Linked DNA regions of Homo sapiens: region 1 is linked to region 2. A link is an interaction called in ENCODE POLR2A ChIA-PET data of the cell type or tissue named here. Cell type or tissue: GM12878. All regions are shown on one strand. Each heading gives the region's core, and the rest is flanking DNA. Links, peaks and the distances in the headings are about the cores only.

The links. ChIA-PET counts read pairs that join two places held together with the same protein. Peaks named below come from ENCODE experiments on the same cell type or tissue, not always from the same donor. Only the 100,000 strongest peaks of a DNase experiment are listed, where the experiment ranks them.
Region 1: POLR2A ChIA-PET joins it to region 2 with 10 read pairs; 2 of 35 experiments call an interaction of 5 or more read pairs at or near these places.

The regions. Positions count from the first base shown.
Region 1 is chr21:37,198,834-37,215,462 of GRCh38, reverse strand. It overlaps DSCR9 (Down syndrome critical region 9), which reads right to left and starts at 6,960. Exons shown (of 3, transcript NR_026719.2): 1 at 6,919-6,960; 2 at 6,707-6,809. It overlaps TTC3 (tetratricopeptide repeat domain 3), which reads right to left. Exons shown (of 46, transcript NM_001330683.2): 45 at 15,139-15,231; 46 at 12,356-14,023. The coding sequence ends at 13,889. RefSeq lists enhancers at 6,972-7,161, 7,460-8,296. In GM12878, for the core only: no CTCF peak of the experiment used is centred there; DNase peaks (open chromatin) are centred at 6,301, 6,592, 7,132 and 7,722; H3K4me3 peaks cover 1,721 bases; H3K27ac peaks cover 3,426 bases.
Region 2 is chr21:37,889,855-37,906,483 of GRCh38, reverse strand. The region is part of intron 1 of KCNJ6 (potassium inwardly rectifying channel subfamily J member 6); the gene reads left to right. Among named protein-coding and RNA genes, the nearest start is that of KCNJ6, 18 kb to the left of the region's middle. In GM12878, for the core only: no CTCF peak of the experiment used is centred there; no DNase peak of the experiment used is centred there.

The sequences.
Region 1 (16,629 bases), core at 2,971-10,970, 690 kb after region 2:
GTCTCTACTAAAAATATAAAAAATTAGCCAGGCGTGGTGGTGGGCTCCTGTTATCCCAGCTACTCGGGAGGCTGAGGCAGGAGAATTGCTTGAACCTGGGAGGCGGAGGTTGCAATGAGCTGAGATTGTGCCACTGCACTCCAGCCTTGGCGACAGAACAAGACTCCATCTCAAAAAAAAAAAAAAAAAAAAAATTATAGATGCAGTTCACATCACTGGGCAGCAGCACGGATGTAGGTGGAGGTCAGTGGGACTTTGGAAAGTCTTACCGAGCACAGAATCAGACTTCGCTCTCTGGGACTGTCTGGCACATTGCACAACATCTGGTCTCGAACTCCCAACCTCAAGCAATCTGCCCTGCTTGGCTTCCCAAAATACTCGGATTACAGGCATGAGCCACCACGCTCGGCTCAGAATTCATATTTTAAGTACACATGAACATTTGCCACGATAGATTATACTGTGGACTATAAAACAACTCAAAGTCTTAATAATTGTAAAAGGATTTGAATTATACAAAGTATATGCTCTGACTCTTGGAATTAAATTAGAAATTAGTAACAGAAAAATATCTGAAAACTCTCCAAATACTTGGAAACTAAATAGCATACTTTTAAATAACTCATGGGTTAAAGAGAAGATCAAAATTAGGAAATATTTTGAACTTAACCAAAATGAAAACCCAACATTACAGGCCCACATGGGTTTAGTGATGACTTTTAACAAAATTTATGGAAGAAATAATACCAATTCCACACAAACTCTTTCAGAAAATCACAGAGAAAAGAATACCAAACCAGGTGTGGTGGCTCACGCCTGCAATCCCAGCAGTTTGGGAGTCTGAGGCAGGAGGATCACTTGAGCCCAGGAGTTTGAGACCAGCCTAGGCAACATAGAGAAACTTTGTGTACACACACAAAAAAAAAAAAAAAAAAAAATTAGCCCCAACTACTCAGGAGGCTGAAGTGGGAGGATCGCTTGAGCCTGAGAAGTTGAGGCTTCAGTGAGCTGGGATTGCACCACTGCACTCCAGCCTGGGCGACAGAGTGAGACCCTGTCTTTTTTTTTTTTTTTTTTTGAGACAGAGTCTCACTCTGTCACCCAGGCTGGAGTGCAGTGGCGCAATCTTGGCTCACTGCAACCTCCGCCCTCCAAGTTCAAGAGATTCTCCTGCCGCAGCCTCCCAAGTAGTTGGGATTAAAGATGCCTGCCACCACGCCTGGCTAATTTTTTTGTATTTTTCGTAGAGATGGGGTTTCACCATCTTGGCCAGGCTGGTCTTGAACTCCTGACCTCGTGATCCACTCACCTCGGCTTCCCAAAGTGCTGAGATTAGAGGAGTGAGCCACTGCACCCGGCCCGAGACCCTGTTGGAAAGGGAAGGGAAGGGAGGGGAGGGGAGGGGAGGGGAGGGGAGGGGAGGGAAGGGAAGGGAAGGGAAACGGAGAGAGGGAGGGAGGAAGGAAGGATGTCTGGGTTCATTATATGAAGCCAAATCACCTTGTTATCAAAGTCAAAGAAAGACAATATAAGAAAATATAGATTAATATTCTTCATGGACATGGATGCAAAAAACTTTTAAAAATTAGAAATTGGAAACAACTATTTCTAATTAGTTGGGACCACAGGCATGCGCCACCATGCCCAGCTAATTTTCTATTTTTAGTAGAGACAGGGTTTCACCATGTTAGTCAGGCTGATCTCAAACTCCCAACCTCAGGTGATCCGCCCACCTAGGCCTCCCAAAGTGCTGGGATTACAGGCGTGAGCCACCGCGCCCGGCCCACATGCCCAGCTAATTTTTGTAATTTTTGTAGAGATGGGGTTTCACCATGTTAGCCAGGCTAGTCTCGAACTCCTGGCCTCAAGTGATTCACTCGCTTCAGCCTCCCAAAGTGCTGGGATTACAGGCATGAGCCACCACGCCCAACCAGGAAAATGCAAATTAAAACCACAAAGATATCACCTTATACCTGTTACAATGGCTATTATCTTTTTGATAGTGAAAGAGGCCGGGCATACTCTCATGTTCACTGAATCATTATTCACAATAGCTGAGATATGAAATCAACCTGGGTGACCATCAACAGATGGATGGATAAAGAAAATATGATACATCTATAGACACCATGGAATACTATTCAGCTTTTAAAAAGAAGGAAATTCTGGCTGGGCACAGTGGCTCATGCCTGCAATCCCAGCACTTTGGGATGCTGAGGTGGGTGGATCATGGGGTCAGGAGTTCAAGACCAGCCTGGCCAAGATGGTGAAACCCTGTCTCTACTAAAAATACAAAAAATTAGCCTGACGTGGTGGTGGGCACCTGTAATCCCAGCTACTCAGGAGGCTGAAGCAGAGAATTGCTTGAAGCCGGGAAGCAGAGGTTGCAGTGAGCTGAGATCACGCCACTGCACTCCAGCCTGGGCAACAGAGCGAGACTCTGTCTCAAAAAAAAAAAAAAAAAAAAAAGGGCCCTTCCTTCCCTTCCTTCCCTTTCTTTCCTTCCTTCCCTCCTTCCTTTCTTTCCTTCTTTCCTTCTTTCTTTCTTTCCCTTTCTTTCTTTCTTTTTTATTTAAGGCTGTCTCTTATGGAAAAAAAAATAAGGAAATTCTGTCATTTATGACAACATGGATGAACCTAGAGGGCATTATGTTAAGCCAGTCGGGCTGGGCATGGTGGCTCACACCTGTAATCCCAGCACTCTGGGAGACCAAGGTGGGTGGATCACTTGAGGTCAGGAGTTTGAGACCAACCCCATCTCTACCAAAAATACAAAAATTAGCCGTGTGTGGTGGCGCACGCCTGTAGTCCCAGCTATTTGGGAGGCAGAGGTTGCAGTGAGCTGAGATCATGCCACTGCACTCCAGCCTGGGAGACAGAGCAAGATTCTGTCTCATTTAAAAAAAAAAAAAAAAAAAAAAAAAAAAAAAGTAAGCCAGTCACAGAAAGACAAATACCACATGATTTTACTTGCATATGGAATCTAAAAAAGTCAAACTCATAGAAGTAGAGAATAGGATGGTGTCTACCAGAGGCTGGGGAGTAGGGACAGGAGAGAGAATGGAAATACGTTGTCAAAGGGTAAAAAGTTTCAGTTAGGCAGAAGGAATAAGTGTTCAAGATCTATTTGCACAGCAGGGTGACTACAGTTAATAATGCATTGTATATTCAAAATAGCTAAAAGAGTAAATTTCAGATGTATCACCACAAAAAAATAAGTGAGTTGGTGGATATATTTGTTAGCTTGATTTAACTATTCCACATTGTATACACATATCAAAACATCACAATGTATCCCATAAATATATACACTTATGATTTGTCAATTTAAAATAATATTCACTTCAAAAATTAGAACATTGGATTCAACAATAATATAAAAAGGATGGCCAAGTGGGGTTTATCCCAAGAAAGTAAAGTTGGCTTAACATTTAAAAATAATTTATCATATTAACAGATTAAACAAGGAAAACTTAAAATTTGATACATATAATCATCCAAATTGCAGAAAAAATTTGACAAATCTGTTATTGACTTCTGATTTAAAAAAAACTTTCAGCAAATTAGAACTATAAAAGAACTTCCTCAACCTGCTAAAGGGCATCTACAAAAAATCTACAATCAACATTATACTTAGTAGTAAAATACTGAATGCTTTCAGTCTAAGATGAAGAATGAAGTAAAATTGCCCACTCTCATCTCTTCTATTCAACATTTGGACTTAATTGCATTGTATGTAGTTCAGTAAGATAAGAAATAAAAGGCATCCAGATTGGGAAGAAAGAATTTAAACTATCTTTATTCTCAGATGACATGATTATTTATGTAGAAAATTCTACAGAATCCATAAAAAGAAGCTACTAGAACCAATAAGTGGCTTTAGCAAGGTTGCAGGATATAAAATAAATATACAAAAACCAATTGCTTTTTTATATCCTAGCAATGAACAATCAGAAATTAAAATTAAAGTAAACATTGTTAACAGCATCAAAAATAGAAAATACTTAGGGATGAATTTCACAAAAGATGTGCAAGATTGAAAGATGTGTACACCAGAAACTACAAAATATTCCTGAAAGAAATTAAAGAATACCTGAATAAATGGAGAGATATTCCATATTCACAGAGTGGAAGATTCAATCATGTAAAGGTGTCAAGTCTCCCTATATTGATCTATAGATGCTTAGATCAAAATCCAAGCAGACTTTTTGGTAAAAATTGATGTTAATTGTAAAATTAATATGGCAATAAATAGAATAGTCAACAGCAAAATTGGAAAAGAACAAAATTAGAGGACTTACGCTACATGATTTCAAGGCTCCAAGTTGAAATAACCAGTTAACTATATGCAAAAAGAAAGTGAACCTCAATCCTCATGATATAGCACATACAAAAATCAACTAGAAAATGATCAGAGACCTAAATGTAAGAACACTAAAAAACTTTGAGAAGAATAATCTTATTGACTTTGGGTGGTTTGGCAGATTTGTTTCCTCCTTCTTCTTTCCTTCTCTCCTCCTCCTCCCCCTCCCCACCCTTTCCCTTCCTCCCCCTCCCCCTCCCTCTCCCTCTCCCTCTCCCTCTTCTCCTTCTCCTTCTTCTTCTGAAAAAAGAGATGGGGAGGGGGGGATCTTGCTGTGTTGCCTAGGCTGGTCTCAAACTCCTATACTCAAGTAATCCACCCACTTTGGCCTCCCAAAGTACTGGATTACAGGCACAAGCCACCATGCCCAGCCTTGCTGATTTTTTTTAAATAAAAAAAAAACTAAGTATAAAAATAATAAGAAAAAAATAATAAATTGGACTTCATCAAAATTGAAGACTTTTCCTCAAAATTTCAAAAGACCGTTAAAAAATACTGTTAAGAAAATGAAAATGCAAGCCACAGACTTGAAGAAAAATTACAAAACACATCCGACAAATGACTTGTGTCTAGAATATATAAAGTCCTAAAAAGAAGCAACCGTCCATAAGACACATTCACTCGTGTGCCATGTCAGTTTACCATTGCCTTGGCAACACCCGGACATTACTTCCCCTTCCCATGGCAAGGACTCAACAACCCAGAAGTTACCACCCTTTTCCTAGAAACTCCTGCATAATCTGCCCTTTAATTTACATATAATTAAAAGTGGCTATAAATAGGACTGCAGCACTGCCTCTGAGCTGTTACTCTGGACGCACTGCCTATGGGGTAGCCCTGCTCTGCAGGGAGCAGCACCTGTGCTGCCGCTATGCATGGCCGCTTCAATAAAAATTGCTGTCTTAACACCACCAGCTTGCCCTTGAATTCTTTCCAGGGTGAAGCCAAGAACCCTCCCGGGCTAAGCCCCGATTTTGGGTCTCACCTGCCCTGCATCAGCCTCATGAGCAAACGTGAAGGGGAAAGCCACTGCAGCCGTGGTGTGAGGGTGAGCAGTAGTAAACAGGGGTTCCAAGGCTTTTGCCACCTGCATGCCTAAGAAGGTTTGGTTTTGGCATGGGAACCTGAGCTGAACCTTGGGGGACAAGTGGGTTTTGTATTAAGAGGAAGAAGCAGAATGGCTAGAGGAGAGAGTTGGCTTAGCAAGTGCAAATCCTGACATTTTCCAGTTACATGACCTTGGGGAAATCACTTAACCTTTTAGGTTTATTTCCTTGTCTGTAAAATGCAGGCAAGAGTAATCTCTTCTTCATAGGGTACTTGGGGAAATTAAATGCTGCAATGTTTGTGGACAGGTAACACAGTACCTGAAATGACCATTAGTAAATATCATGTTGGGAGATGGTGAAGAGCAGGGCTGGAGTGAGGGGCTTAAGGAAGGTCACATGGAGGTGGGAATTCAGATTCAGAGGCCACCACAGCCAGCTTGTGGGGTGTGGCTCTTGTTCTGGAGCCTGGGTTGAGTTTTTTTGTGTTTACTGAGCAGCTAGTATGTGCAAGGCACATTCATTTAACCCCAGCGCTCCAAGAGACTAACTTCTGAGGCCCCTGCTGCAGGGAGCAGGGCTGTGGCAGGGGTAGATGGGAGCTTGGGAAGGGGTTGAGGGGGCTGGCCCAGGCTTCAGTGAAACCAGGTGTGAGGAGGTAAAGTGAGAATGAGGCTGATGGCTTGGGGTGGGTAGCAGTGAGGGCAGGTGCTTGGGCCAGGACTGGGATCCATGGGTGCTCCCATGGGCCTGCAGGGTAGACCCACTGGCAGGACTGACTAGGTCAATTTTAAGCCACAGGAGAAAGCCGGTGGGGGTGTTGGAGGAAGCAAGGGCTCCGTAAGGCCCTGACGGATAGAGTAACACAGGTGACATCACATCAGAAATGCCCCCTACCTGGCCCCAGACCAAGTCCCCAGAGTCTAAGGCCACGTGCAAAACTAGTATTTCATGAGGTTGACCAACAAGCTGCACCGCCTGCCGCATGAATCCCTGAGCTGCCAGGCTCAGGCCACTGCCCCCCAGCCCCCACCCCCATCCACCCCCTGGGAATCCCCACTTCTGTACAATCCTCCAGGCAAAGAGCGGCTCTGGCCTCCTCGGGCTCTGGAAACACCCTAGCGGGCATCGCTCCACTGGCTTCTCTGCCTGACTGCCCGCCCCTGCCCCTACCTCCTCCCCCGTCCCTCAGGCTGCACTCAGATGACGCCGTTCCTGGCTTCTGTCTAAACCTGGGTCAAGTTTAGACAAAGAGACTCCCTCATCCCCTTCCCAGCTTCGTTTTCCTCGGGATCACCTGTGACCTCCCATGTATTGTGTGATTGTAGATGACATCCGTCTCCCCTCCTGCAGTACTGAGGCCTTCCATCATCTCTTCTGTCCCCTTTGTATGGAAGCACCTAGAACAGGGCAGCACATGAGACCAGATGAATGAATGGATGAGCCAGTGAACAGGTGAATGTGTGGAGTTCAGTGGCCCGTCCAGATGACCAGGGCCGCATGGCTCACCCCAGAGATAAAGCCAGATGCACTGGAGCCCCCGGGTAGAAGCGAAGGTGGAGAGGAGCCAGCTGAGGACACCAGACCCCTCCCCTAGGAGAGGTCCCCAGTGGGGGAGGGAGGAGGGGAAGGAGGGGGAGCTGGACAGTCTTCTGAAGGAAGGGGTGAGGCACTGTGCCTCAGCTTTCAAAGGTCTGGCAGTTTCGAGGTGGTGGCAGTTTGGAAACTGGAAGCAAAAGCGATGTGGCCTCCAGTGAGTCCCCAGTCAAAGCCGGAGTCCTGCTGGCGCTGGGGCGGCAGCCAGCGGCGGGAGGCACAGTGTGATCTGTTCAATGGCTTCCTCTTTTCAGAGGCTGCTGGCTCACCCCGCGGGAATGAGGTGGCACTTCAGGACATGAGGCTTGGAGCTGGTGGCAGATTTCTTGGAACTGGCGGTGGGGAGATCTAAATTAAGAGCTTTCTATCACACCAAATAAATAGAAACTGAAATAGAGGACTGAAGGAATTAGGCAGAATGCCTTTATACACAACTTCTGAAAAATACCTAGAATGGTATTTATGCACTGAAGTCCCAAGGTATTTGCTGAAAACAATGACAGGTCTGTTTGACACAAAGGCACATGTTACAGAGAGCAAGCTTGTCTCTTTGAAAGTGCCTGCCACAGGAGCCCTGTAACCATACCAGCTGCTCGTTGTGGAGGCTGTCCTGGCAAGGCCAAGGGACCGGCCCCAGTCCTTCCTCTGGGAGGTAAGATGAGTCACCTCTGGCATGGAGGTGTCCTCCTGGTGGCTTCTTTTTGGGCACTCCTGAAACAGACCTGCTTTGCATTCACATGCACCCTCTCAGGCAGGGCCTGGCCAGAGGCAGGAAGGGGACTTCCTTGGTGTTTCGTAGCACAGGACCTGTTGTGGCAGGGACAGAGGTTCTGCTGGGAGTGGCCCCCAAGGAACCACTAAGAGGCTAATGCAATGACAGACTCGGCCTGTCTCTGGGCCAGAGACGCTGCAGAGAGCAGTGTCTCCTTTCCAGGATGGCAGAGAACCAGGCAAGGCCAGGCGGTGGCAAGGGAAGTGAGGACCCTAGCCAAAGAGCAATGGGAAGGAGCTCTCTCAGCAGAAATCATCCCAGCAGGGTTTGCTGAGTGCCTGAATCACCATTTCAAATGTGAAATGAGAAAGGTATCAAGCACCACCAGACCAGCACCACCAGACCAGCAGAACTCCAGGCTTTACCAGCTTTTCCAGGGAAGCAAAACAGCATTTGCCAATGACTGTGGTGTTAGTACTCCAACGATGGTTGATTTCAAGCTACCAGTGTCACCCCACTAAACACAGAGTTGGGAAGAGTTGCATTATACGGTATTTCCACCATACAGATACTATAGACCTCAATAATCCCAACATAATAAGTTGAGGTAATCAGGAGTACATTGGTTTTTGATATAAGTGTATACATGATTCAATTTTTTTTTTTGTTTTTTGAGACAGGGTCTCACTCTGTCCCCCAGGCTGGAGTGCAGTGGTGTGATTACAGCTCACTGTAGCCTCTCACACCCCAGACCTTCACCCATGCCCCAGAGAACAGCAAAACAGGTCCTTGCTAAGTACATGGTCCTACCTGCTAGAACCAGGAAACTTCAAGACAACTTAAAATACCCTGTGTATTGGTCCGTTCTCACGCTGCTATAAAGAACTACCTGAGACCGGCTAATTTATGAAGAAAAGAGGTTTAATTGACTCACAGATCCACAGGCTTAACAGGAAGCATGGCTGGGAGACTCAGGAAAATGTACAATCATGGAGGAAGGTGAAGGGGAAGCAAGCATGACTTACATGGGGGCAGGAGAGAGAGAGCCAAAGGGGAATGCCACACACTTCTAAACTATCAGATCTCATGAGGACTCACTATCATGAGATCAGCAAGGGGGAAATCCGCCCCCATGATCCAATCACCTCCCACCAGGCCCTTCCTCCTATTCGACGTGAGATTTGGGCAGGGACACGAATCCAAACCCTATCACCCTGCCAGCAATGTTCTAATTTATATTTCCTTGGTGATTGATTTTGAACAAATGTGGCTATCAAAATGCCTACAAACCATCTGGATACTTGCGAAGTGCCTATTCAAATCTCTTGCCTATTTCTAATATATTGTTATCTTTTTCTTACTGATTTGTAGTTATTTGTACATTCTGGAGGAGTCTTGTTGGAAGTGTGGATTACCAGCGTCTTCCACTTCATGGTTTGCCTTTTCACTCTCTCAACAGCAACTTAAGAGTTCTTAGTGCAGACCAAAATCCAGTTTATCAACATTTTATTCTTGGAGCTAGTGATTCCTTAAAATCTTTGCCTATTCCAGGGGCAGGAAGATTGTCTGTTTTCTTGTAGAAGCTGCATTATTTTGCTTTCCATATTGAGGACTGTGATCCATTGGGAATTGACATTTGTATATGCTGTGAGAGGTCAAGCTTCATTTATTTTCATATGGAGATCTTGTTTTTGTTTTTGTTTTGAGACAGGGTAACTCTGTCACCCAGGCTGGAGTGCAGTGGTGCAGTCTCGGCTCACTGCAACTTCTGCCTCTCAGGCTCAAGTGATCCTCCCACTTCAGCCTCCCAAGTAGCTGGGACCACAGGCATGTGCCACCGTGCCTAGCTAATTTTTGCATTTTTTGCAGATGGGGTTTCACTATGTTGTCCAGGCTTGTCTCAAACTCCTGAGCTCAAACAATCTGCCCACCTCAGCATCCCAAAGTGCTGGGATTTCAGATGTGAGCCACCAGGCCCTGGCCCCCAAATTATTCTTCTTAACATAGTTAAAAGTCTCTTTTTGCCATGATGGTTTATCAATCCGACTTGATTAATGGATGACTCATTAGGATTTTCTAGTTTACTATTGTTTAGTTTCTGCATTCTTGCTAATATTTATCTTTTTTCACCTTTAAAGGGAGAATAGGAAGAGACAGTATAAAGTGGAGGCAATGGGCTGGGCACAGTGCCTCATGCCTATAAATCCCTGCACTTTGGGAGGCCAAGGCAGGTGGATCACCTGAGGTCAGGAGTTCCAGACCAGCCTGGTCAACGTGATAAAACCGTGTCTCTACTAAAAATATAAAAATTAGCCAGGTGTACTGGTGTGCATTTGTAATCCCAGCTACTCAGGAGGCTGAGGCAGAAGAATCGCTTGAACCTAGGAGGTGGAGGTTTCAGTGAGTGGAGATCATGCCACTGCACTCCAGCCTGGGCGACAGAGCTAGACTCCGTCTCAAAAAAAAAAAAAAAGTAGAGGCGATGATGGAACAAATGGTAACAGTTCTCACCCTAAGCCAGGGAGTCTGGACTACACACCTCCACTACAATGAGCCTTGCCTGGCCACACCGATGCTCCAGGGCATATCCCTAGTGAGCCCACCACAGGGCCCTGATCCTCAACCCAAACTGGATAGGAAAGGTTGACTCAAAGCTGCTCAGTCCGATAATTTGGGAAAGCCAAAAGGTGAAATGATCCATTGCTATAGAATCACAATATTCCTGAAGTCAATTCAGGGAGATCTCAGGAACAAAGCTGTTATTTTCCAAAACGACTTTGAGGTGATCTGATTTCTTCTTGCTCTTTTCACCACTGGATCGTGTTCCAATCCAGGCCACACTGAGGAAGTGGACTTCCTAACTAACGGCGGCTTTCCTACTGTACTATCCTACTCTTTCTTGTGCAATTTCCAGGCCCTTAATCTTAGTGACAGTTAGTTGTTAGCTCCGGTTATCACGAGTTTGTGTGCAGGCACTGTGCTGAGCACTTCACCAGGAATTTACTCATCTGTATACCCTCCCAGCTTCTCCTTCTGATACCTTCTTTCTTTCTGAGGTCATACTGCAGATGCTTTTTGGTCCTCATTCTGACCAACCATCCTATCACTTTACGGCCTCTGCTTTTTCAGCCTCCTGAGTAAGTACCTCAGGCTGACAGAAGGAACTTCCATCTTTGCTATTGTGTCTTCTACTGTTTCCTTTAATTCCCTTCTCCAGTCATCTGACTAAAAAACTACTCTAAAATAGTTTTACTGCTTCAGTTTGTGGTGTGTTGAGCACTTTGACCACCTGCTGCGACTGCACACACACACACACACACACATCCTTTATCCGTGGGAGATATGTTCCAAGACCTCCAGTGGATGCCTGAAACCACAGAAAATTCCAATCCCCACATATGCAATGTTTTCTCCTATACATATGTATCTATGATGAAGTTTAATTTATAAATTAGGCACAGTAAGAAATGAACAACTAGAACTAGTAATAAAATAGAACAATTACACTGTAGTAAAGATTATGTGAGTGTGGTCTCTCCCCCTTAAAATATCTTATTGTACTGCACTGTACTTGCCTATTTTCAGACCACGGCTGACCGTGGGTAACAAACTGTGGAAATCAAAATCACGAATAAGTGGGGGCACTTCTGTAGTCTTTGAGATTACCTTAAAACCGTAGTAACATTTTGCATTGCTGGGGCACCACTTCAATTTTATACCAGGCTATCCATTATTCATAACATAGATTAAGCAGTTCAGCAGGGAAAACTAATCTAAAATCTTTTTTTTTTTTTTTTTTTTTTGAGACGGAGTCTCGCTCTGTCACCCAGGCTGGAGTGCAGTGGTGCGATCTCGGCTCACTGCAAGCTCCGCCTCCCGGATTCACGCCATTCTCCTGCCTCAGCTTCCCAAGTAGCTGGGACTACAGGCACACACCACGATGCCCGGCTAGTTTTTTGTATTTAGTAGAGACGGGGTTTCACTGTGTTAGCCAGGATGATCTCAATCTCCTGACCTCGTGATCCGCCCACCTCGGCCTCCCAAAGTGCTGGGATTACAGGCGTTAGCCACCGCGGCCGGCCTAAATTCTTAAGGAATAGTCATTGCTTTAAATTAAATTAAATGCCATCAGACTAAAAATACGTACTGATAATACTTTGAATACACTTGAAAAAACAGAAGACAGATTTTGAAAATGAGCTTTCTTCAAATGAGCTTTCACTCTGTGAGTGCTCAGCATACCCAGAAGCCCCTCTATAGAGGAAACCCCATCGACAGCCTCAGTGGCCCATAAATCCACAAATGCCTCAAAAAATATACCAAGGAATGCAATTTATCTTCAACATCCTTATATGTATTCACATGAAAAATCTCTTAATTTAGCCTTAAGAAGTAAACTCTATCATCTCTGTGTGAACTCCTATAGTCGATCTTACGCAGGCACAAAGGAAAATTCTGACCCAGGCCCTAAAACGCCCTGAGATCCCTGGTCAGACTCCTCAGACACAGCATGGCGTGGCTGTTCTTTCCTGACGAAAGCACTCTTAAAATGTTAGCATGACATACATGTCCTAAGTTTTCCAGAAGAATGCATTTTTAAACTTCTCTAAGAAAGAATGGACAAGAGTGACAGTGAACTTCTCATTTTAGAATGTTCTTTATTCTGACAGTTGTTGGACAAATATAAGGCATGTTCACAAGTATCTGAAGTTATGTACAAAACACACTCATTCAACGGATGTTCCTCTTCTCCTTTTGTACTTGCTGCTGCAAACTGATCCTCATGCACGTTAACACCCATAGCGCTCAATTCTTATGGATATGCAGACAGTGTTTTGGGGACCACCGTGGAGAATCTGTTTCAAACTAAGGCGTGAGCTTCTAAGAACTAAGTCACTAAGACATCAGAACTCACAGTGAACAAAGGCAGAGGAAGGTGACCAAATCAGCTCATAAACTCATGACTCTAAGTTTCCAGTGGAACAAAGAACACATTGAAAAACATTTTTTGATCCTTCATGTTGGAGAGAAATGGAATGTGACCAGAATTCATGGTTCTATATTTACCACTGTCTAAAAGTCACAAAACAATATCTAATTTTTTCATGGTTTCTAATGCAGTTACAGTTTTGTTCTTAGGTCACAGTACAAGACTGCATGCATACTTTACACAAATATCAAACACAGAACGATTGTAACACAGATACCTCAGGGTTGTCTAAAGACACAGCTTCTCTTTTTGTGGTGGGGTGGGGAAGGAGAATGGTGGTGGCCATTTCCACACACAGCCTGTTGTGTGCTCAGCACGGCTGGATGCGGATCCCAAGCACTCGCTGACTGACTCACAGAAGAGGACAGAAGCTGCTAAGGAAGGCAGCGGAGTTCAAAGAGCAGGCTCCAACCGGGGGCTGGGATGACGGACACACAGCCTCGATTCCAGGGGGAAAAAGTCTTAGTCGATACTAATTAAAAAGTGTTAATGATTTTTGAAAATCAGATTACATCTATAAAAGATGAAAAGCAAACACTTAAAACAATCTAACGGGGGAACATAAAATAATAAAAAATCAAATGCAGATGGGATTTCACAAAGAGGAGATTTGAATCTTTTGGTCTAAATCAGCCAATATTTTAACATTAACTATAAATTATTAAAATATAGTTTGCTTATGCCCATCCTTAAAATGCAGAATCTTTGAGGAAAAATATAGGCATATCAGGAATACAGACTCTTGTAAAAAATTTAAAAAGTCAGTATCATCTCTCTTGTGGAGCTACCAGAACAGGTTTTTCAAACAGAAAAGGGGAACAAACGTGGGGAACAAACGTGGGGCGCTTGGCTATGTTAAGAATTCTTATCACTAGAATACTGCTTCGAGACGTTCATAGTACTTTCCAAAAGAAGCCACCCACCTCAAAGAGCCCTGCGCAGCCCCAGTGACCCATGAGTGTGGTAGCCGTCATTTTATTAGCCACTGTTGGCAATCATCAAAGTATTCACTCAGAGTGGGGAAATTACTTAATATCAGCGATATTAACGATTTCCATGTATTTAGCTTTGTGACACACAATGCACAAGGGTCTTCAAATGTTTGTTTTTTACACCAGTGGTAGAAAATTGTCATTCTTCGGATTCAACACACTGGTGGATGACACTTTAGTGAAGTGTGACTACCTAGAAGAGCAGGAAGGCAGCTCCTGATTCTGACTGGGCCAGCCTCTTCCAGAAGGTGACTCTTCTGTCAGGAGATCACGACCCTGGCAGGCCGGGCAAGCGCTCTGCCCTTTAAGCCACTGCTTAAAGCACTGAAAAGGAGAAAACAAAATCAGAAGATGCCTTCAGGACCATGAGGAAGCTTAGCTCCCCTGTGCTGCTGGGCTCCTTGGCAGGCGTGGCTCACTTGCCCTTGGTCTCTTGGGCCTGGAGCTGCCCAATACTCAGGGACACCAACACCCGCTCAGGCCAGAGTGTGGACAAAGCCCCAGCCGCAAACGATCCCACCTCAGGGTCAGATCCTGAGCGCTCTGGGCCTCCAACCTGGCCTCAGGGGGTGGTCTTGCCCTGATCCCCGGTTCCAGGCTCGGCTCTTCCACTTCAGCTGCGCCAAATTCCAGAGCCTGGCATTCTCGGCCCTATGACCCAATCACTCATTCTTAGCCCATCCCTTGGCCTGGCCTTGGCCCTTGGCTCTGGAACAGCCCTCCAGCCTGCACGCCACACTCCTGCTGCTGCTGCCCACACTGCAGAGGCTGTGGACAGTCAGCTAGCCCAAATATAAGACCCTGTACCCAAGGAGGCACACCACACCAGAGACTTGGCAAGTGGTCTCAATTCCTTTCAGTGAGCATGCTGTATTTATCCCGTTCCAAGGGATTAGCAAATCCCCATGGCAGAGACCTGATCTGTTCTAACCCAGCAGCAGGGGTGCACACAAATGCTCACGGTACCTAGAACACCATGATAGTTCACACACAGATCCCAGAACGGTACGAGCAGGACTGTCCCTGGGTCAGGCAGAAGGGACTCAGCTAGGTTTAGTTTTTCTCCTCTAAAATGTTAAACTGACTTCATATACTACACTAAGTCAAAAAAATGGTTTCACTGTTTCTCCATTTAGTCAAGTGTGTAAGAAATCACCTTTCAAGGAACTAATACTGCTTTGAATCTCAGCACTAACGAGTGGCTGGAGCTGCTGTTCCCCTCTCCCCACAAGGGATGGAAAGGACGGTCTCCAGAGCTGCCCTTCCTGCAGAGCTGGTGTGAGGACAGGGAGGCACTGAACACTGACACGGGAGGTTTGCAAAGAAAATAGTTTGAAAGCACAATAAATACTGATGACTAGAAAACAATTCCTTTCTTATTTTGAAAATATTTGAAGGTCCCAATGCATGCTGTAAGGATGGCCAAAAAGAGCTCTTACCCCTTTGTGATACTTGTGCCCACATTTGAGCACACGCACGTTTTTTGATTTGAACACCTCGTGGCATATTTCACAGGAACTTGCACCCAGTGCCTGTGGAAACAAACACACCTGAATAGTAAAGAATAACTACAGTTGTTTTTATGACACGAGTTCTTCCTTCAAGTGGCCTTCAAACATCTTCTGCCACAAAGGGTGGCAAATTATTCACAATTACAGCTAAACAGTCTGAGGAAACAACTTATTTTTTAATAGCATTTCTTAAGAAAAAATATAAAAATACAAAAAGAAAAGTATAAAGTTCTAATTTCCTCAGAGAAAAAACTGTTTTATGTGACCAGAAGATCCCCAGGTGAAGATTACCATACCTAAAGTACAGTATGGGATAATCACATGGCATGGTGTGAATTAATCATACATTTAATCATCTAACAGTTGAGGGTAGTAAATTCCAACACATCCACACAATGGGCTATTGTGTAGCCAAAAGGAAAATCATGACGGAAGCCCATAATCCCTGACATAGAAAGCTGGCCCCAACAGCCTGCTGAATGAAAGCAGCTAACAAGACAACATGTATCATATATAACTCACTTTTTAATAAAGGGGCTGCATGTATACATACATGCCTAGAAAAACAGTTAACAGTGGTTGCCTCAGGGTAAGGGAGATTTAATCTTTTTCTTTACTATTTTCTAGTTTCTATGAGCATGGATTACTTGTGCAAATCAAAACAAAACAAACGGATGGCTCATCCGGCAAACATCCATGGGCAGGGTTGGTGTCGGGTGCTGGACGCAGAGATGAATGGAGGGCTCTGGCCTCAGCGGCTCACAGTCTGGTGAGCATAGACAGTGCTTTCGATGTGAGAGCAGACCTGAGTGTCGCCTGGGACTCCAGGCACAGTTCTCCCTGCAGCTCACAGCACTTACCCTTACTGCACCATTAACTTCTACTCTAGCTCACTGCCTCTTAACTCTGAGCGCCTTGAAGGCACAAAATGAGTCCCATCTGGGTCTTTAGCAGCTGGCAGAAAACCTAGCTCAAACTCATGCTCTAAAAACCCCTGCTGAGGGAGTGGGCGAATGCAGGCAGCCCTGGCAGTGGGATCAAGTTCAGGGAGTGGCACTGGAGGCATCACCCCAAGGCTGAGAAGACCTTGAACTGCTGTTCAGGGTTTTGCTGTCTCTCCCAAGGCATGACTCGGCCCAGGAGGAGATGGGGCAGATGCTGCAGAAGGAGGGTTCATGCCCCTCCACTGCTGCCCATGACTCGAGGGTCAGGGAAGAAGAGGAAGTGCCAGACCGGGGAAGAGCCATTGAAGGCCTCTCCAATGCCCAGTGCAAAGCTCGGAGCCAGGTTTAGTTTGAAAAAAATATACACTTAACTTGACCGTTTTCTATTTCCTAGAAAAGATGGGCACAGTATATTTCTAACTAAAAGAAAAAAAGGACAACCACAATAAAAAAAAAAATGGAAAACAACCAAAAC
Region 2 (16,629 bases), core at 4,446-12,445:
TTCTGATGCACTCTAAAGGGTGGGAGCTACTGGCTTAGGTTTTCCTCAGATCTGCTTTAAGGAGGAACCCAGACACAATGCCCCTTCTCACAGCCTTCTTCCCACGATAGAGACCTCCAAGTCCAGGCTCATGCAAGAGCCAGGTAGGGTCACAACTAGAAATGGAATGCCAGAATGCCCACTGCAGAGGCAGATTTAACCTGGACTCAGTGTCTAGGGGGGAAAAACAGCAAAAACAAAAAGCTTTTGGTCCATCAGAAAAAATACTCATGATCACACTAAGTTGCAAAGATTATGAGCACAAAGCAAGGGCTTCTCTGTTATGCAGGTTATTTAAATAAACTGCTTAGTATTTTGGAATTATAGTTAATCCATCCTGAAGTTTATTTGTTCTTTTCAAAATTAATAGTCTCATTTATTATCCTTTAAATAAAAGATGCTATCAGTGAATAAGAATGTTGTACTCTTGAGAAAAGCCATATTAAGAAAATTGAATAGAGGGCTTATCACAGCAGACCTTCATGCAGTCAAGTGAGGAAGAGTTATAACTATATAACATTTACTTTCATTCTAAACATCTCCTGACCACCTTCATATTGCCAGAAATTGGCGCTTCATAGCTATGTCCAGAATTGTCTTAGCTTCTTGGGTTAGTCAGTTGACAAATCTCTGCTAAGTACCTACTACCTAAAGAAGACAAGGGGACATAGAGAAAAAAATGCCCTGACTTCAGTTCCCAGAGGCCTTAAACTTAGAAAATGAGAGTATTGATGAAACAATAATGTACACAAAGAAGCATAGCATTACACAAGAGAATGGTGCTAGAGTTTAAGTGAGGGAGGAGAACATTAATAAGGGCTGGTATCTGCAGAAAACATCCAGGGATGTGGGGAAATGTGAAGGAGTCTTGGAAGAACAGTAGCGTTTTGGTGCTTAGTAAGGTTTTCCCAGGAGAAAGAGGGCTTTCCTATGAGGAACCCACCTATAGGTTGGTGCAAAAGTAATTGCGGTTTTGCCATTACATATATATAGGGTGTATTGGCAATGAGGATTGATCAGGCAGGGGTATGGTCTACCACACCATGGAAATCAGAGCGCCACGCATCGGCATGGTACATGAGCTCATAGCTCTTGGAAAAGTGACTGCTTTGATTGGGGGCAAGTGGGAGGAAATACAGGAATTTTAATCTGGCAGTCATGAGCAAGACAGAGTTAAATACTGGGATTAGGACACACAGCTAGGACACTGATCAGAAGGCAAGAAGCCCTAAGCATGTGTGAAGCAGTAAATGAGTAATAGAAAAATGGACCTGCTTTAGTGTCATCAGTGGTGCTGAGAGCAGATAATCACTCATGAGCCAAGAGAGCAGGCTGATGATGGATTCCACCCAAAGAAAGCTCTCACACCACACTGCATGGGCCAGAGGGAGCGCACGTGGCTGCAGTCCAGGCGCAGAGTGTTGAGGTTGTTCCAGTGAATAAATAGCGGTGCTGGGCAGAGAGCTAGGTGAGCTGCTGCAGCAGCCAGATAGGGGCTGTGGTGTCTTGTCACTTTCATGTGCAAGGTTTTGGCTGGCAGAGTTTAAGAGCATGTTTTTGGGGATTTGCTGTGAATGGGAAACTTGTTCATCCTGAATATGATGAGACCATTTTATTTTGTGATCTGGAGCAGAGAGTAGACAAGACTCCTTTTTTTCTCCTGTGCAAAAACAATGTTGCTTGATGTTCATCTCCTAGTCATTCAGCCATATCTGTCAAACTACAAACCTTCTCTCTGCCCATGAAGTAAAACTCACTTATGCTTTGATAGAAGTCACTGGGAATTTAGCCTGGCTCCCAAACAGCATGAATGGAGACCCCATGAAAACAAGGAGTCTATAGTAAAAAAATAAAATGGGGTTTATGTGGAACTTAACCTTTATGGCACAGCCCACTACTTCAGTATAGTGATAAGTGTGGGTCAGTATAGAACTTCTAAGTAAGTGAAGATAATTTTTTTTCAAGACCCCAAAGTGATACCAAAAAAAAATGAACAAAAATACTTTGCTGTCAATGAATTTTATTTTTCAGGGAAATTGTTTATTTGGCTTGCACCACTGAGATAGTCTTCTCTATTCCTGTCGTGTGCATAAGTGGAGTTTATTTTAAGTTAGCAAGGCTGAGTCTTTTGTGAGATTCAGCTCTCATGGGAAGTACAAAGTGGTTATCTTGGCCACTGGGATAATAGCTAGAACATGGGATCCAGCATCAGAAGGTATATTTCACCTGAAAATCCTTGGGTTATAAATCACCCAAACAATACCAAAGTCATTCACAATAGCCCACCCACAAAAAGTGTGAAACCTGGACTTTAGAGCAGCTAATAGAAAGGATCACATTGTGGTTTCAGCAACACAAAAAACTGTTGTGGGATAGGAGAATTTAATTAAACCCCACCAGCCATTTTCAAATAAACCCACAATATTTTCATTGCATTAATAAGGTTTTCTTAAAATGATCAGTTACTCAACAATATCTGGATGTTTTTTGGTTACTCTCTACCAATATAAAGTAAATTGTCCTTTTATTACAAAATAGGTGTCAGGAGGCTGTTAGCACTAAAGACAGACCCTGGGTGTCCTGGTGAAAAATCATAACCTCATTTGACTACTTGAGCCCTTGCAATGTACAAGTATTGTTGCAGTTCATTTCTTTCTTCAGGTAAAGAATCTGGACTCAAGTTGCTTCTTCGTTTTTTTTTGTTTTGTTTTGTTTTGTTTTTAATTTCCAGAGGAACTATTGATATTGCTAAAATAAGGCAAGACTTATACATGGAGAGTGATAAATAGAGTGAGGAGCCCTGTGTGTCTGTCCTGGCTTCTTCCCATGTCATTTCAGACACCGGTAATCTGATTGAGTCATCTGTGCTTCATATTCCAACCACAAAACAGATCCAATCACTCTGTCCCCTTAAAGCACCCTAAGATTCCATAAGATGGCCAATTGCATTACATATTAGTCCATTCTCATGCTGCTAACAAAGACATACCTGAGACTGGGTGATTTATAAAGGAAAGAGGTTTAGTGGACTCACAGTTGCATATGGCTGGGGAGGCCTCACAATCATGGTGGAAGATGAAAGAAGAGCAAAGGCACATCTTACATGGTGACAGGCAAGAGAGCTTGTGCGGGGGAATGCCTCTTTATAAAACCATCAGATCTCATGAGACTTATTCACTACCATGAGACAGTAGGGAGAAACTACCCCCATGATTCAGTTATCTCCACCTGGCCCCACCCTTGACACATGGGGATTATTACAATTCAAGGTGGGATTTGGGTGGGGATACAGCCAAATCATATCATGAGAAAAGGCAAGAGGGGTCTCACTGAGTTGGCAAAGAAAGAGAAAACACTGAGTAGGAACACTGAAGCTCTTAGCCCCTGAGAACAAATCGCAGACAGCATGGAGAGGAAGGGACAATTGTTTCTAATAAAGAGAGAGGAAAAAAAATGGGCTTAAGATATGTGCAAGAGGGACTTGCTGAAAACAGAGGTTCTCACACCCTGGCATTGTTTTAAAAGGAAGGAAGGGTAATTTATATGCTGTCATGTCAGAGAAATCAAAACAATAAACTAGGTGGCTTCTTGAGTTAGATGTCCAGGTCATTGAATTTGAGATGTCAATTAAAAGTATATTTGAAAATGCCACCAAAATGCAAAGTCATGTTCTCAGGCTTGAGCTTTTATCTTCTCACCATGGGCACTGTCTGTGGGGTTTCTTCTGCAGCCACCCTGTAGGCCGGTGCCTTCCTGCACACTTCTTCTCTCTGCCAGATGCAAACTTCTTTGCCAACGAGGGTCAGACTACACATTATTGTATCCCCTATGTTTTCATGGAAGGGCCATTCAATATATGATATTTGAATAATATTTCTATAATCCTTAAAGTGTACTGAGAACTACCAGAAACTATTAAAACTATTGAAAATAGTTATCTTTGGAAAAATAATACAGAATCTATTATTCCATGTAGGCACATTGTAGCCATTTCTATGAATGCTGTGAGGACCCACTGTACAAGAAATAAAACACCAAAATACTGTTATGTAGGTCAGAGGGGAGATGTCACATGGGAAAGAGCTTTCTTCTTTTCTTAGTAACTTGTACTGGCAAAAACATCCATTCTAGATGTCACTCAGATGTGATATTTAAACGATGGAGGAGAAGGAATAAATTTGTGTTTCAGATGGGACAAGGGAAGTAACATTCACTTCTCTAAGCCATATAAAAATTGAAGCACAGTCCAGGTCACTGATTTCTGGTCTTCCTGTATTGACATTGTTCTTCTGGGTTGCCTTAAAGATCTTCAGAACCTAAGTCCTCATGCCCTTGGGCATAATCATATTTCCTTTCTAGGAGCCTGAGAGATTGGAGTTAACCTGGAGTCATGTGGTTCTATGGGATGAGCTTTGACAGACACTGAGCTCTATTAGATGAGTTATTTTACTTCTCTCTATATCAGGTTTTCTAGCTACAAAATTGGGATAATTAAAAAAAACAAATTAGTTAGCTGGTTTTCCTGTCCCCTGCTTCTAAGAGGATATGAAAAACTGTAATAAACAATTTAATGATTTTATAATTTTTAATGCCAAGCATATGTGTTACTTCAGAAGGCAGATATGCTACTTACACTACTCTTCTAGGACTTTAAAGGAGAAATAAATGAGTTTAAGACTAGAATAATGACCCAGTTACATCCCAGGGCACCCACATCATCAAAGACTGAACTGTGTCCAGCACAGCACACTTACCAACATAGAGAAGGGAGCTCACTTTTTAGAAAGATTTTTAACAACTGAATTTGAAATCCTAACTTGAACGTCTGTTTATTCCTGGTTGAGTCAATTATCCAAATAATTCAAATTAAACTGGAACACTCCAGTCCTGAAGCATTCTCAATCATCAAAGTTTTACGGTAAAGTCAAGGTCAATGCTCTTATGATTACAGATGAGTTTGAACATGTCTGTAGATACATGTGTGGGGGTGGAGGAGCTCTCTACCTTTATCCCTCTATTTCCATGTGGTTTCCATACACTGGCACTTTTCAGATTCACCCTGGGGAAATTTCACCGATAGAAATGCAGAGAAAGTGTATTTTGGGTATAGCCTAACTTGTGGAAACCAACCTACTCTTTCTCTAAGACAACACTCACCTTTAAAGTAACTTCCCAATTTGAGCTCTTCCACTGTTTTAACCTTTCTACAAAGCAAATAGTGTTTATTGCTAATTCAGAAAAGTAAACACATTTTAACATTGGTGAATTCTGTGCTCAAACAGCTTGACCAAAGACAATAAAATACTGTCAATTTATTTTACCTGAGCCTTTCTTATTTGTTTGTTGCACAAGTATGTTCACTGTAGAAAAATGTGAACATTCAGATAAGCTAAATTTTTGAACAAAGAAAGGCAGGAAGGAGAGAAGGAAGGGGGAGGCAGAAGTGGGGGAGAATATAGCACAGACTGTAAATAGGAGGGTTTACTATGTTTTATGTTTTATAACTAAAATTGGATCATATATTGTTGACTGATATTGTTATTTGATAATTCATCATCAACTTCTCTCCAAGTCAGGAATGAGGAGTGGTTTGCAGATTTCTTTGGGCTCATTGTCTTTTACTGTGGGTCTCACTCCCTGCTCTTCACGCACCTTGCTGATGGCCTCATGCTGTTTCTCTAACATGATGGATACTTGCTCCATATGTCCAGGCCTCCTAACTCACTCCTTCTGCTGCCTTGGATGTCCTTTCCCCAGATTTGCCTTTCTCCCATCAAATCCACCCAGAATTGCCCCTTCTCAGCAAGCGCCTTCATTCCCACCTCCTTTAAGTTTGTGCTGGCACCCATCCTTCACCTCTGCTGCCACCTCCTCCTTCCCGATTAAACTTCCTCCATAGTATGCGTTACCTTCTAACACGCCACGCAAATTGCATGTGGCTTTGTTTATTTTCTGTCTCCTGCAATAGAAGGCAAGCTCCTAGGGGTAGAGTTCTTTTGTTCGTTTTGTTCACTGATGTTTCCCTAGTTGATGTCCTGCACATAGTAGGTACTCGATATGGTCAACGAAACATAGACTATCATTGTGGTGGCTGCATTGTGAGTGATTCTAAAACATACTTCCTGTGGATTTATAGCATCCTATATTTTGGACATTTGGGTTGTTTTCCCTTTTTTTGTTGTTGTAAACAGTGCTGTATAAGCATCTCCCACACACTGTGTCTTTCTACACACTATATCAGAATGCCTTTTTAGTATAAAGCATTATACATATAATTGCTGGGTAAAAAGGGTAGGCACTTTTTTGAAAGCTTTTGTTACATTTCACTAAATTGCCCTTCAAAAAGGCTGTGCCTATTTACATTCTAACATTTCCTAGTGAAAGAACAATCTGTAATCCCTCATCCATTGACCACAGAAGCAATCTGATTTGACATGAAAACATTCAAAGAAGCTGGACAGGTCATTCTCAGCTGCCAGAACCTGTGCCCAACCTGAGCCTCCCAGCCACACGAACTGGGCGAGTTGTAAAGGAGGAATTAACATCAGACACCAAGCAAACACCTTTGCATAGTGGAACTCATATGCTACTAGCTTTCAGCAATAATGTCCCAGTCATTAAGCCAGTTGGTTCTCACAAGCGCCCAGGAAGGAAGGGAACTTACTGTTTTCCCATTTTGTAGGTAGGGAACTGGAAGCCAAGTTCACAAGGTTAGGTTGTACCAGGTAGCTAGGATTTGTGATCAGGGTCAGGAGACTCTGGCCCTGCATTTTGGACATCTGGCCTTGAACTCTTCCCACCTCTGGTCTTTTTCAGCATTCTCCCAGACACTACCAAGGTCCACTCTTCAATTAACATTCACTGGCTGTGAGGGTCCAAGGTGTGTTCTTTACAAGAGATTTTAAGAGTGTCAGCAAAAGTGTGGTAGTGTATTAGCTTCTTGAAATGCTGTTATAATTTTTAGACTTGAGGGTGAGACAAGAGAGCTGGAGAAAGAGAGAGAAAGAAGCAGAGTGAGGGGGAGTGAGAGAGAACGAGAAGAGGACAATCCAGCTAAGGACAGTTTCCTTAACAATCGCTTTTCTAGTCCAACTTGGCTGTATTTCAGGGCAAAACTGGTTTTTCCCTCTGGGCTCACAAACTATTATTAGTTTCACATGTGCAAGAATATCATTAAAGCGATGTCATGATTTCTACCGAGATTATACACAAAAGACAAAAATCTCTTCCTCTCACTGTTCTTCCACCTTTACCCAGGAGAAACTCAAAATCACATTTCTCAACAGACGGAGCCGTCTCTCCCTTTCTTAGCTGTTTTGCCCCCTGAAAACTTGAGAAAAGTATACTTATTAAAGGGTTGAAAGCCTTTACTTCTTAACAGAAGGAGGGAAATATTTGCATTTTTACTATGTAAGTTCTTTTTAACCTTTCTTATTTTAAAACATTGGATAATATTTTCTTGTTAAAGCAGGATATTTAAAACTTTTTTCTGTATTCAAAGCTTCAACAAAGAAATATAGCAAAGAGAGGGTCATCATCATAAACAACTGTAAATTACACCTAAACTAATGAAAAAGGAAATGTTTTTCCCTGGCTATGCCTCCCTTTTAAAAAGTACAATTTCACAAATATTATAACAATTCAGTTCTTCTAATACCTCTGTATCCAGTGCTTTGATATTACCTGCAGATGGAAATACTGAGGCTGAAAGGGAAGATGTCTTATTGCCCAGGATGCATAACATCTGTGGAGCCTGGTCTGCAACTCCACCCACCACCTACAGCCTTTCTAGGGCAATAATAGAACAGTAACACATTACTGACTTTTTCTTTTTCTTTTTTTCTTTTTTTTTTTTTTCTTTTGAGATGGAGTCTTTGCTCTGTCAGCCAGGCTGGAGTCCAGTAGCGTGATCTTGGCTCACTGCAACCTTCGCCTCCTGGGTTCTAGCTATTCTTCTGCCTCAGCCTCCCAGATAGCTAGGACTATAGGCATGTGCCACCATGCCTGGCTAATTTTGTATTTTTAGTAGAGATGGGATGTCACCATGTTAGCCAGGCTGGTCTCGATCTCCTGACCTCGTGATCTAGCCACCTTGGCCTCCCAATACTGGCATTTTTGAAATTTAAAAGAAATGAAATCCAATGGGAACAATCCTTGACAGACACTCTGCAGTGGCCTACCTGGAATAGAACTTTCCATGACCGGTAAGGGCACTAGAGCCCATTTCATGGCCACTCAAATGTACAAATCAGATTCCACAGATGCCAGGCTAGCGTCAGCAACCAAAGCTGCTCAGACACACCATGTGTGGTGGCCCCCATCACGCTCTGCCTTCCCCTTCCCACACGGATACTTCATCGAGCCTCCCAGATGGTTTTAAAGGGCGGTCAACATGGAGAACCCACAGTAGTGAGCACACACAGCCCAATGTCCAAGGTTCACTTGAATAACAGTCATTTAATAGGAATCTTCCCTTCTTCTTTCTCATGATCTCCAACTCAGGAGTGATTTCCCATCTCACTTAATTTTTACTCCCGTAGCAAATAGGGGTTGGATCCCACTGGGTCTTAAGTGCTGTGGCAACTTTGGGAAAACAGATGCAAAAGACTTTTTATACTAACAGGTGGTACAGAATACAATGGCTGTGATGATAAGCCTGTCCCTGAGATGGACACATGCGATTGTCCAGTCTGCACGGACCCCTGGTTGAGCCAGGACTTCAAAGGCAGAGACTTCCCTGATGGATGCAGGAAATCCGAGGTAGCCCTGGGGACAGAGGCTTAGAAAAGTGAGGGACTAGAGGGCAGTGTGACAATGGAGTACAATCCCAGGGAGAGAGTGTGAAGAAAGGTCTGCTTTGGGGAAATGGGGACAGGCCACAGGGCACGGAGAGCACCAGGATCAGGACCATAGGTGGCCTCTCAGAGCCAGTCAGCAGCTAAAGCAAGATTTTAGACAAGGCAGTGGAACAGACAACTTTGCTTCTAGAAAGAAAGTGTTGTGTGGTGGGTCATTTCTCCCAGCATGGGAAGCTTTGGGCTGAGGCTCCCTCTGCTCATTGCCATTGCTGTACCTGGATGGATTTGGCTGTCATCGGGGGTCACTGTGCACACACCTTCCAGCCAGGACTGAACAACACTGTTCTGTCTCCCTGCTGGGCTGCACCTTGGGTGGGGCTCCCACACTAAGCAAGGGGAGGAGTCCACGCACCAATGGGGGTTCTGTAAGGTAATAGGAGAGGGGACTTCTTTTTAGAGCTGCCTTCTTAGAAGCCAAAGTGGCCTTGTAGAATGGAGAGAACCCAGTTATACCCAAAAACTGTCAGCCCAGCATTGAGATGCTGTTTAAATACCTTAGCAAGAGCAGCCACAGTGTTTGTTCCTACAGGCAAAGCTCAGCCTCCCACACGAACCAGCTACCAGCTGCCCTCCTGGCTCTGGCAGGAGCCCCGGCTTCTGGCCCTCCCCAGCAGTGCCACAGCTCCTGGATGAATTCCCAGCAGCCTGGCTGTGGGCACTCATTTCTTCTTTTCCTTTTTGAAGCTCAGGTGCCTTTTCTGAAGCAAACCGTGAGCTCCAGGCACTGTCAGCTTGCCTCTGTTTTTGGTGGAGGTGTGTCTGTCAGCCTGGGGTCCTCCGCTGCCTCTGGGGCCCGGGTGTCTTCTCTGTCAAAGGCTGTCAGCTTGTCTCTTCCTCTGACAGACACTGGCTCCTGCCAGAGAAACCCTGAGTGTTCCTACAAGGCTTCCATGAGTTTGTTCATCCCCAAGCCCACGTGCCACCCTTGAGTCTCCCCCAGGAATCGGGGGTGACAGCTCTGCCCTCCTAGTGGTAACACAGTCCCAAGGTTCACCTGGAGACCCAAGAAAAGTGGCCTCTGCACCTTCACGGCCCACAAGAAAATGCATGTTCCGTGCCCGTAATGTTCCAGGCACCACTAGCAAAGACACAGCCGAACCCCATGCCAGGCAGGTGAGAAGCAGTCAGCCCCACATCAGCCTGGTCATCTCAGGTGGAAACAGGTGTGTGCACGATGACCAGACAGGTGGCTTCTGGCACCCTACGAAGGGCTTCAGAAGCCTCAGCAGTTAGCATGGGTGATACAGTTTAGGTCTCTGTCCCTGCCCAGATCTCATGTTGAGTTGTAATCCTAATAATGGAGTTGGGGCCTGGAAGGAGGTGATAGGATTATGGAGACGAATTTCTCATAAGTTGTTTAACACCATCCATGCACTATCCTCGCCATAGTGAGTGAGTTCTTACGAGATCGGGTTGTTTAAAGGTGTGTGGCACCTCCCCCTCTGTCTCTTCCTCCTGCTCTTGTCATGTGACGTGCCTGCTTCTCACCTCTTCCTTCCGACATGATTGTAAGTTTCCTGAGGCCTCCCCAGAGGCCGCAAATGCCAGCATCATTCTTCCTGTGCAGCCTGCAGAACCGTGAGCCCCTTAAAACTCTTTTCTTTATAAAGTACCCAGTCTCAGGCATTTCTTTATAGCAGTCCAAGAACGGCGTAATACAATGAGCCTGCAGGCATTTATCAGACTTGTGAGAAAGTTTCTGATTTTAGGGGTGAGATTTCACCCTGGGAATACCTGAGAAACTGCAACATTTTACAATAAGGCTTTGCCTCAGATTTCCAACTTTTAAAAATGGGGAATGGGGCACCACTGTCAGGGCAGGAGAGGGAGGGAGATGGCTCTGAAGCCCTTTGTCTTCATCACACAGCCTCCCTGATTGGGGTACCTTCATTCCAATGTTCCTCTTTACTGAAGTAATCAGGACAATGTACTTCACCCTGAGGGCAGGTTAATGGGAAAGTCTGCCTCTTTCACCAGGTGGGAGGGACAGAGGAGGAAAGGGCTGTGCATCTTTTATTTCAGGTGCTTCCAAAGAATGACCTCTATGGGGTCAGTGAAGGTAGCTAGAAATGGGGATGGGTCAAGGAGAGAAATGTTGGATCATGGAGAGGAGGATTTACTAAAGCAAGGATGTCATCTTCAGCCAGAAACAAAGCTGGTTCTATTCAAAAGTCTGGTCATACTTCTCCCACTAGGAGCAGACACCTCCAAAGGTGCTACTAATGGGGTCATATTGAAGCTAGCTGCACCCCACTCAGCCCTGGCTGTTTCTAAGCCCTTCACATTTCTAGGCAGCTAAAGTTGGCAAGATAAGGCATGATCATTAAGGTCTTTAAGGACAAAGCCGTGTTGCCTCCTGAATCCTTAAGAAAAGCCCTTCTCCTGCTCATCTCTAAATCCCAGGGCTATTATTTGGGTTTTAGAAAGAAGCTGAACTGCTATAGCTTGGAAGTTCTGTGTATTTCTCTCCCCTGCTTAGCATATGTCATTTTAGTTAGAAAATGGAAAATATGGAGCTGGGCACAATGACTTGCATCTGTAATGTCAGCTACTCAGGAGGCTGAAGCCAGAGGATCATTTGAACCTAGGAGTTTGAGACCAATCTGGGCAACATAGCAAGATCCCATCTCTGAAGAAGAGGAAAATAGAAAATATGACACTGTGAACATAATTTTAAAATAAAGTGGACATCTCTAGATTCTTTAAAAAAAAACTGGTGAGACTGTAATTATCACTCTCACATTAACAAAAGAAATTTGAAGAAAATGCTTGTATCATTGGTGCTTTTTTTCCCTAAAACTGCCTCACCTAGAGGGGACCTAAAAGCAGCGTCAAAAGTAGTAAAGCCACATTTTCTAGGCAGGTAAGTTAATGCTGCATGAGGGAGCTGAGTGGTACAATGTTGATTTTTTTTTTCTTTTTTTTGAGATGGAATCTCACTGTCGCCCAGGCTGGAGTGCAGTGGCACGAACTCAGCTCATTGCAACCTCCGCCTCCCGGGTTCAAGCAGTTCTCTGCCTCAGCCTCCCAAGTAGCTGGGATTACAGGCACCCACCACCATACCCAGCTAATTTTTTTGTATTTTTAGTAGAGACAGGGTTTCACTATCTTGGCCAGGCTGGTCTTGAACTCCTCACCTTGTGATTCACCTGCCTCGGCCTCCCAAAGTGCTGGGATTACAGGCGTGAGCCACCACACCCAGCCAAGTGTTGATTTTTATGCTGTAAGTTAGTGTTTCTCAAACCTCAATGTGCACAGCAGTTATCTGGGGCTCTTGTTAAAATGCAGATCCTGGTTCAGTAGATCGGGGGTGGGGCCTGGGATTCTGCATTTTCCAGCAAGCTCCCTGGTGATTGTGATGTTGCAAGGCTGTACCTAACTTCCACATATCTGCTAAGTGACTTGTGTTCCTTTGTATGAGTTTAGACAGATATCAAAGAAGGATAAATAAGCTTCTAGAACTAAGCTTGCTAGACCATCCCCTGATATGTTTGTTTTGTTGAATGGTTAAGCAAGAATTATAAGGCTTCCTGAAGTTATAAGTGATGGAGGGTGACAGGGTTTTGATTATACCATAATTTAACAGATCATGTTAAGATTGCAGAAGGCAGGATGTTGAATAGAATCAGTGAAAAGAAAGAGAAAGGAAGAGGCCAGAATTGAGCAGGGTTCGTTTGTGTCTATTTTTGACATTGCTCTGGGTTATCTGTCTATAGCATCTCTCTGCCAAAGTGAATCATGGCAACTTGAAAGTGGTTATTTATTGAAGTATTTTAGAAGTCAATTCTACCTTTCTCAATCTTTTTAAAATAAATATTTTCAAATGGAAGGATCAAAGAAATGTCAGCTGCTTCCGTAGAATATAATCCAGAACCCAAGGTAGTATTTGTTGGACAGAAATGTCAAAAAGCATCAACTCCAAATAAGGAAAGGCAGAGGAAAAAAAAAAAAAAAGGCTTCTCCAGCCGTAGGTGAGAGAGGGCACAGGCTGCCATTTATACACACAGTGCTGGAGCCGAGTGCTGTTGCAAGAAGGTATGGACCAAAGAAGTCAACATTTCCCTAGAAAATAGGGGGAACAGGCTGGGCACGGTGGCTCACACCTGTAATCCCAGCACTTTGGGAGGCCAAGGCAGGTGGATCACAAGGTCAGGAGTTCAAGACCAGCCTGGCCAAGATAGTGAAACCCCATCTGTACTAAAAATACAAAAATTAGCTGGGCACGGTGGCAGGTGCCTGTAATCCCAGCTACTTGGGAGGCTGAGGCAGGAGAATTGCTTGGACACAGGTGGCAGAGATTGCAGTGATCCGCGATCACACCACTGTACTCCAGCCTGGGAGATGGCGTGAGACTCCATCTCCAAAAAAAGAAAAAAATAGGGGAACATTCAAAAGGGTACCCAGGAATGTAACATAAGACTATGAAAGAAACCGGCCGGGTGCGGTGGCTCAAGGCTGTAATCCCAGCACTTTGGGAGGCCAAGGCAGGCGGATCACAAGGTTAGGAGATCGAGACCATCCTGGCTAACATGGTGAAACCCCGTCTCTACTAAAAATACAAAAAAAATTAGCTGGCCTGGGTGGCGGGCGCCTGTAGTCCCAGCTACTCGGGAGGCTGAGGCAGGAGAACAGTGTGAACCCGGGAGGTGGAGCTTGCACTGAGCCGAGATCACACCACTGCATTCCAGCCTGGGTGACAGAGCAAGACTCCATCTCAAAAAAAAAAAAAAAACTATGAAAGAAGCCATATGGGGACAAAGAATGCTAAAACTGGGACTTCTCACTCTCCTGTATAGTGATTTCTTCTTAAAAACTCCTCAGTGAAAAGATTTTACCTCATTGCCAGGGTCAACAGTGGACAACCTGGGGTTGCCATAGACATCCTAAGCCCTATGCCCATTCTGCACCCCTTTTCCCAACTTGCCTCCCCATCTTTGCCCAACCTTAAGTCTCTACCATTGCCTTCACCCTGTTGCCTCACTTATACTAAAGTGCAAATGACCCAGCAGGGACCTAAGTGAGCAGCCTGTCTTCTCAATACATTTTGCCCAAAGGTATCCCAAATTTCCCAACCCAGTCAGAGCCACCAGATTTTTTTACAGCTGTATTTTCTAAACTAATAAACAAGAAATATAGCCAGATACTAACAGTCATTAAACCTGGAGGTCAGAGCATAGAAATTCCATATAATTTCCTGAATGCTTGAAATATTTTGTAATAACTATTAAAAACTGAGGTAGGTGACTTTACGATCAGCCAGGACCACATCAGTGCTGTTCCTGCAGAAGAAATGGCTGTGCCCAGGGCTCCCTCTCACTCTTACTGCTGTATTGGGATGCCCCATTTGACCTGAAATGATTCAACGCCCTGTCTGCACATTTGCATCTCCTGAAGAGCTCCTCACTCTAAAACCCTAGACTGATTAAATCAGAATTACAATGGGGAACAGTCTCTGCACTGGTATGTTTCAAAAGCTCCCACATGGTTGTAGCAGGCAGCCAGGGTTGAGAACCATTGATTTAAAGAAGAATCACAAGAATGCTTTAAAAAGATACCTGCAAATTCTTCAGTGTTTAAGCTCCCAACATGAAAATCTTTGTCTTCTTATTGCCAAGAATCATCTGAGAGTCATGTGATGCGTGTCTCCACCCCCACCATCCCACACCCCTTCCCCATCCCACACTTGAGACCATCAACCCACACCCAGCCCAGCACCACCACAACTGCCGCCAGCATCAGCACCAATGTCCTTGCTACCTCCAACAGGAACAGCAGCTGCAAGAAGAAAGAGTGAAATGCAGAGCTGAGGCCCTTATCTCAAATGATCGACTTTGGCACTTGGATATTCAAGCCTTTAAAATTTATATATGAGGGGGTCACTGAGAGGGCTTGGTATCTGGTAGTTCAAACACTTGCAACCTGGGCCCCCTAGGTTCAGCTGGGTCTAAGAAAGCCTGGAAATGTTCTCACCCAAACAGCCTACAAGTACTCAATTCATAAATCCCCTGTTACACAAATTAAAATACATATTAAGGGATTTTTTTAACTTTGTAGATTTTAGGGACACATTTCTAAGCAGTGCTTAATCATCCATGGTTTTCTAGCTAGTCGGAACCATTCATAGATATGAGGCAAAATTTTGATCTCTATATAAAATTATTCTCACTACACCTAAAATGACATCGTGTACAGTGCAGAGTGTACATGCCTGTGTCCGTGCATGTGTGCCTGTGTGTTTGTCTATGCGTGTCTGTGTTCGTATCTGTCTCTGTGTCTATGTGTGCATGTTTATGTGTGTCTGTACCTGTCTCTGTGTGTGTGTCTTTGCCTGTGTGTGTCTGTGTGTGGTTCCCCTAACCTGCCTTTGCAAAACCTGCTCACCTTTCATCCATCCAGCACACAGCTGAGAGGCCCACCTGTGAAAGTATCCTATGAAAGCAAGGAGGAAAGCCCGTCCCCTATGCCTTCCCTGCTTCCCAGTCCTTCTGTCACTCACCTTTCTGAGATAGGTAGGTGAGCATCGTACAGTTAGATTCAGGAGATCAGAGTAAACCCTCAGGATCCCTTGTGTTTAACTTTAGGGAGAAATTTCCAGAATTTATAACCTGACTTTCAATGCGCAATATTTTACAGGAAAGATTTTTATTAAGGTTGCCCCCATGTGCCATCTTGCCAGATTCGATTCTGTAAAGGTTTTTGGAAACCCACAGTAGGCTACAGCTTCACTGGGGCTTGTTTTGTTTGTTGGCTGCTTGCTTGGATGCGGGGGAGGCGGGCAGAGTCAGAGGCAGTGTTCTCCTGAATTGTACCGATGTGATGCACTCCCCATGTCTGTGGGACTTGCAGGGGAAAACCTTTTGACACACAGAGCCGCCATGTTTTATTCCTTTGTACATGATTTACAATTGCATGGTTCTTTTCAACTCTCAGAAATCAGAAATCTCAGCATGTGTTTCACACATAGAAGGTTTGTGTCAAACCTTGAGTGGGTTTGCTGTACAGACATGCAGCTGAAGGCAGGTCAGCCTTCTTGCAGGAGTGTCTTCCAGGGCAACAGGAGGCCACGAAAGCAGAAGTCTTTTATGTCGTAGGTTAAAATAGGTCTTAAGCTCTTTTACTTAGAAATGTGAATTGACTGTAAAACTCTTTTGAGAAGTTGATGTGATTTGGCTGTGTTCCCACCCAAATCTCACCTCGAATTGTAGTCCCCGTAATCCCCACTAGTCATGGGAGGGACCTGGTGGGAAGTAATTGAATCATGGGGGCAGTTACCATCATGCTATTCTCATGATAGTGAGGGAGTTCTCATGAGATCTGATGGTTTTATAAGGGGCTTTTCCCCCTTTGCTTGGCACTTCTCCCTCCTGTTGCCGTGTGAAGAAGGATGTGCTTGCTTCCTCTTCTGCTATAATTGTAAGTTTTCTGAGGCCTCCTCAGCCATGCTGAACTGTGAGTCAATTAAAGCTCTTTCCTTTATAAATTACCCAGTTTCGGGTATGTCTTTATTAGCAGTATGAGAAGACTAATATGGAAGTATATAAATTTTTCAGGCTGATTTATCTAAACCCAGCATCCAGAAATAGGAAGAAAAAAAATGAATTTGTGCAGGCTAGCTCACTGAGTTGAATTGTGTCCCTCAAAAAGACATACTCAAGGCCTAATGCCTGGTACCTATGCATGTGGCTTTACCTGGAAATAGGGTTTGTGCAGATGTAACCAAGTTAAGATGAGG